Linked DNA regions of Homo sapiens: region 2 is linked to region 1. The links are chromatin contacts, found by Hi-C or POLR2A ChIA-PET in ENCODE. All regions are on one chromosome and are shown on one strand. The core of a region is the stretch at or near the end of the contact, and the rest is flanking DNA. Distances in the headings are between cores, read along the strand shown.

The links. Hi-C counts contacts between places; a loop is a spot of excess contacts on that map. ChIA-PET counts read pairs that join two places held with the same protein, here RNA polymerase II (POLR2A).
Region 2: a map of CD4-positive, alpha-beta T cell shows a loop between it and region 1 (9-fold over the local background). The contact joins the promoter of TMEM50A here to the promoter of HMGCL in region 1. A Hi-C loop is called at or near these places in 1 of 168 maps with a recorded cell type or tissue (CD4-positive, alpha-beta T cell). POLR2A ChIA-PET finds 5 or more read pairs at or near these places in 1 of 52 experiments (activated B cell).

What each region holds. Positions count from the first base shown.
Region 1 is chr1:23,824,055-23,826,818 of GRCh38, forward strand. It overlaps HMGCL (3-hydroxy-3-methylglutaryl-CoA lyase), which reads right to left and starts at 1,375. Exons shown (of 9, transcript NM_000191.3): 1 at 1,302-1,375. The coding sequence starts at 1,361. It overlaps LOC105376861 (a long non-coding RNA gene), which reads right to left. Exons shown (of 3, transcript XR_947068.2): 2 at 2,030-2,129; 3 at 1,486-1,534. RefSeq lists an enhancer at 1,376-2,244.
Region 2 is chr1:25,336,997-25,339,760 of GRCh38, forward strand. It overlaps TMEM50A (transmembrane protein 50A), which reads left to right and starts at 1,338. Exons shown (of 7, transcript NM_014313.4): 1 at 1,338-1,460. It also overlaps a transcript of RSRP1 not described here. RefSeq lists silencers at 1-176, 1,168-1,287.

The sequences.
Region 1 (2,764 bases), core at 125-2,624:
CTCCTGGTTAAACATCCCGTTCCTCCTCTGTAAAGCTCTGCTCAGAGAGGGTCCCCCTAACCACACAAGTACTGTGCCACAGTGTCCTGAGGTATGGTGTACCTGCATCAACACCAACAGCGAATACTGACTAAACCCAGTGTTAAACTACAGGCCAGGGACTATTATTATCCCAACTCCGTAGGTGAAGAAACTAAGCCTCAGAAAGGTTACCCAAAAATCACAATTAGAAAGTGACAGAGCTTGGACTTGAACCCATATCTAGGCCTAATACTAATACTGGTTCCTATGCTTGGAACCCCATGGAGGGCCATCTCATTACACCAAATATTTCTTAAAAGCTTATTAATATCTACTATTGCGTTTAACTTTCCAAGTTGGAATTGCCATCTTCATTTTACACATGAGCAGGTGGTGCAGGTGAATGGCCAAGTAAAGATATTAACGTGGCTTTCTGAGAGGGACCCAGTGCCAGGAGTGTATTTTTCCCTCTATACAGTTATAACTCCTTCTCAACTCCCTAAGGTAAAAATACCACCACCGACTGATCACTTATTAGGAGCCAGAACACTGCCAGATGTGTTACTTACATTTTCTCTAATTTCCAAAACAACCCCAAGGGAATGTTGTCCGTTTTACAGACGAAAGAGCTGAGGTTTAGAGAAAGTAAATAACTATGTCATTAAGTCTAGAAAGTGGCAGAACTATTGGGACACCCTAGCTTCAGCTTTTATTTTTTCTGCTCCATACAGCTACGTCTCCCACACTTTTTCTGCGCTGAGAATGGGAGAGGGGAAAACATCAGGATCGAACAGGATCAAAGTGCAATTCCAAGGGAATCACAGCTTGGCTCCAATCAACGCAAGTCCCGCTCGGTAGGCTGGGATAGTTCCCCAAGCATCTCTAAAAGCAACAACAGTTGGAAATGGAGACGAAGGAAATGGAAGCGTGTTCTTGATTTTCACTAATGAAGAGTTGGAGAGGTCTGAAGTTCAATTAGAGGGAGAAAGGGGCCAGGGTCATCGGAAAGGGCCCTGGGCGGGGAATCAGGGCACCTAGGATGGCGTCCCAGGTCTCCATGACCCAGACAAGTCACTCCACCTCTCCGGACCTCAGTTTTCCCATCCCCTTCAAAGGATTTGAGGGGAAAAGGGAGGGTCCAGGACTCCAACGCCCTCCCGACTCTGGCCTGAGAGCTGTCCGGCCTCGCCTCTAAGAGAGCAGTCACCACGGGCCAAGCCCCCAACCCTGACAGTCAGAGTGCCTGCAGGGCCGCCGCCTCGGCGGCTCGGGGCACTTACAGCCCGGAGGGACGCCAAGCCCACCAGTCGCCGCGGAAGCGCCTTCCTCATTGCTGCCATCTTGGCCCAGAATCCCCCGCGGCAGTCCAGCTGGGCCCCGCGTGACCGATGGCTCGTCTGGTGGGCGCGGCCCCGCCCCCGCCCCTCCGCCGTGACTTCCGAAGCTGGCTCCACCCCCAGCCTCTCTCCGTTTTGATTCCGAGCGCCTCTTCCATGCCAGGCCAAGTGAGACGCTAGGAATATAAAGATGAACAGAATCAGCCTGGACACCATGTAATCCTAGCACTTTGGGAGACCGAGGCGGGTAGATCACCTGAGGTCAGGAATTCGAGACCAGCCTGGCTAACATGGCGAAACCCCCGTCTCTCCAAAAAATCCAAAAAAAAAAAAAAAAAAAAAAAAAAAAAAAAAAAGCCGGGCGTGGTGGTGGGCGCCTGTAATCCCAGCTACTTGGGAAGCTGAGGCAGGAGAATTGTTTGAACCCGGGAGGCGAGGTTGCAGCGAGCGGAGATCGTGCCACTGCACTCCAGCCTGGGCGACACAGTGAGAGCCTGTCCAAAACAAAAAACCCAAAACCAAACAAACAAAAACATGAAAAGAAATTAACCAAATTCTGTGGCTTCTTGTGTTTAGAGTGTGGGAGGTGTGAGGAGACACATATTAATAGTTACACAAACAGTTGTGTCATTTCTAACTTGCACTATAAGAAGCAACGATTTGCTACTCACTGTTCCGAGTTCTTAGCACGGATTAACTCACGCATCACGATCTTCAGGATTCAAACACAGGCAGGCAGCTCCAGAGAGGGGGCATCCTTAGATTTCATACCTTAAAAAAATGATTAAGATTTATCTAGGTGTACTTTCTGAAGGGCTGAAAAAAAAAAAAATCTATCCAGGTGAAGAGGATACAAGAAAAACTTTCCAGACGGTGTAGCATTCGCAATGGCCCTGAGGCAAAGAAAATGCTGAGAACACTGTTTTTCTCTCTTTTGTTTTGTTGGTTTGTTTTGTTTGTTTGAGATGGAGTCTCACTCTGTCACCCAGGTTGGAGTGCAGTGGCGCGATTTCGGCTCACTGCAACCTCCGCCTCCCGAGTTCAAGAGAGTCTCGTGCCTCAGTCTCCCGAGTAGCTGGGATTACAGGTGTGCACCACCACGCCTGGCTAATTTTAGTGTTTTTAGTAGAAACGAGGTTTCACCGTGTTGGCCAGGCTGGTCTCAAATTCCTGACCTCAGGTGATCCGCCCGCCTTGGCCTCCCAAAATGCTGGGATTACAGGCGAGAGCCACCGCCCCCGGCCAGAGCACTGTTTTCAAACTGTATGTTGTACCCCACTAATTGGTCACAGTATCAATTTAGTGGGTACAAACTTTATTTAAAACAAAGAACTAGAATTTTATCTATCTATCATCTATCTATCTATCTATCTATCTATCTATCTATCTATCCATCTATATTTATT
Region 2 (2,764 bases), core at 88-2,587, 1.5 Mb after region 1:
ATCAGATGAACCTGTGCGTATCTCTTAACGACAATTGACCCACCTTTTTAACTGAAGTGAAGGGGGGTTCTGCTCCGCGACCACTTCCTGGATCTCTCCCTTCACCCTCTGTGTTCTTTCGGGTGCACCATCGGGTCAAAGCCGCAGCAACGCCGTCTCTGTGTGATCGCATGTGCCCTTCTGCACACGACCTTCCCCCGAGAGTGACCAGCTACCGGACAGGCACCAAGGAGGGCTACCGAGCACCTCCCGGACCGGCGGCTGCAGGATCGCGAGCGCCTCCGCTAGGGAGACCGCACGTTGCGCCTGTGCTTCCTGCGGTGGCGCCTTCTGCAAGGAGACCTCGACCCTGCTCCCTCTCCGGGGCTGGATCTGACTCCTTGACGGTGATTCCAGACGCGAGACCCAAACTGACGGCTTCTAGAAGAGGGGCGAGCCCGGCCGCAAGTCTTTCACGTAGCTAAGTCATCGTTGCTTCCGGCTTCTTACCGTTCTCCCCTTTGTAAACGGTTACCTCCCGAAAACCCAGGCTCTCCTCCAACAGTGGTTCTCAAGCGAGGCGATCTTCCCCGGGAGGGGATATTTGGCAAAGTCTGGGGGCATTTTTGGTTCACTGGGGCTGCTACTTGCATCCACTGGGTAGAGGCGGGGGATGCAGCTACACAACCTGCGAAGCACGGGACAGCACCCTCCCCAACCCAGACAGAATTAGCCGGCCCAAAACCTCAGTAGTGCCCAGGCTGAGAAACCCTGCCTTAAACAAACAACAAAGAAAGGCCAAGTCCCATAAGTGGGTCACCGCGCCGAGACTGGGGTCCACGGGACACCCCAGCCACGCCAAGCCGGGAAGTCCCCGCCTCCTGGAGCTGAACCCGCCCCTCTCCCAGAGGTGGAGCTGCGGGGGGCGGGAACAGGCACGGAGAAAATAAACAAGACTAAAAAGTCCTGAGTAGCGCTGTGTGGCCGCAAACCTGAACCCACCTTTTGCACCACGCGGGACCCGGCACTCTTCCTGCCACCCACCCCTGAGAGGGCTGCGCGGCCGACCCCAGTACTAGAAAACACTCGTCACCTCACTCAAGACGGGTACGAAGGCCAACGGACGCCTTCCTTTAGAACGCTCAGCACACAGAGCAACTTCTCACGCCTACTCTCAAATGGCGTACTCCAAACTAGCACTCCCGACGTCCAGCTGTGAACCCAGAGCGGCGGAAAGCCCCTGAACCCAGCGCCCGGGCATGCGCAGACGCGTTGTTGTGGTGGGCGTGGCTCCCTCCGGACCCGGCGCCCCGCCCTCCGCCCCGTGTCCGCATGCGCGACTGAGCCGGGTGGATGGTACTGCTGCATCCGGGTGTCTGGAGGCTGTGGCCGTTTTGTTTTCTTGGCTAAAATCGGGGGAGTGAGGCGGGCCGGCGCGGCGCGACACCGGGCTCCGGAACCACTGCACGACGGGGCTGGACGTAAGTGTCGGGCGGGGAGTGGGGGTAAGAGAGTAGCGGCCGCAGGCTGGAGAGGCCTCGGAGCCGGGGCCGTCTGACGGGCTGGTGCCCACAGCACAGGCTCGTTGCCGCCACCCTCCCGGAAGCCGCAGACCCGGGCTGAGCCGCCGCGGACCTCTCCTCTCCTGGGTCCGGCGGCGCCAGGAGAAGGCGACGGCGTCCAGACCCCGCCAAGACGGAGAGGGGACCGCGCCCTCCCCCGGGACACCCCAGGATCCCTGGAAAATCCCCCGATCCCCCACTTCACAGCTGGACAAGCCGAAGCCCCGAGAAAGGAGCGTGACCCGGCCAGCTCCCTCAGCGAGGGGTGCCCCGGCTAAAGGTGGCTCCCCCATCTTCCAGCGGCGTCCCTCGAGACCTAAAAGTCCCAGAGTTTGGAGGGCGGGGTCTGGCTTGAGCGTACCAGTCGTCGTGCAAAGAAAAATGGATTCGGGGTGGGGCCATTGGGATGAACCGAAAATAACACTTATTGAATTGCAGTTCTTCCCGGGGAAGAATCAAATGAGTGAATTTCCTAAATTGAACTTGTCCCAAAGGCATCTTAGCATTGGCTGTAATCATATATTTTAATATTTAATTTTTAAAAGAGAAGTTAAAAATGGGAGACGTTGCTCTATTGTAGGGTGTCATATTTTTGGACAACCATAATTGCTGGCTACAAAGTATCTTAAGGAAGTCAAGTTCGCTGTAGGAGTTTGGGTGTTGTTATTCGCAAGTTATATGTATTTCAGGCTTTTTCATACTCTGAAATAGAGATAACATGGCTGTATCTCAGGTCTCTACTGCTCGGCTTACAGGAATGTTTTATATAATTTGTAAAGACAGCTTGGGTCGGCTATATTTAAATAGCAGTTGGATTTTTGTAATCTGAATTACTATTAACCACGATTCTGTGCTTGCTTTTGGCTGGAAACACCCGTTAGGATCAGAGATAGGGATATTAAAGTGGATGTTCTTTATATAGAAATGACACCAAAAGGCAGGCTTGCAGAAAGAAAAATAATGAATGAAGTGAAAGGAAATGATGTGGGTAGAGGTAAGAACTGCAGTGCAGTGTTTAATTTCTTGATTTAGGTGTGAAGAAACACACGTTCTGTGATAAAATATGTAAATTAGAGAAATATTTTTCATTTGAATCTGTAATTCCACTCAGAGCCAAAGTTTATCACTTGTCTCTCTACTAATGTTAGTGCTCCTGGACTGTAAATATCAAATTCATTTAATAAGTTTGGAATCAAAATGATACAAAAGAGCTCCTGTGGATT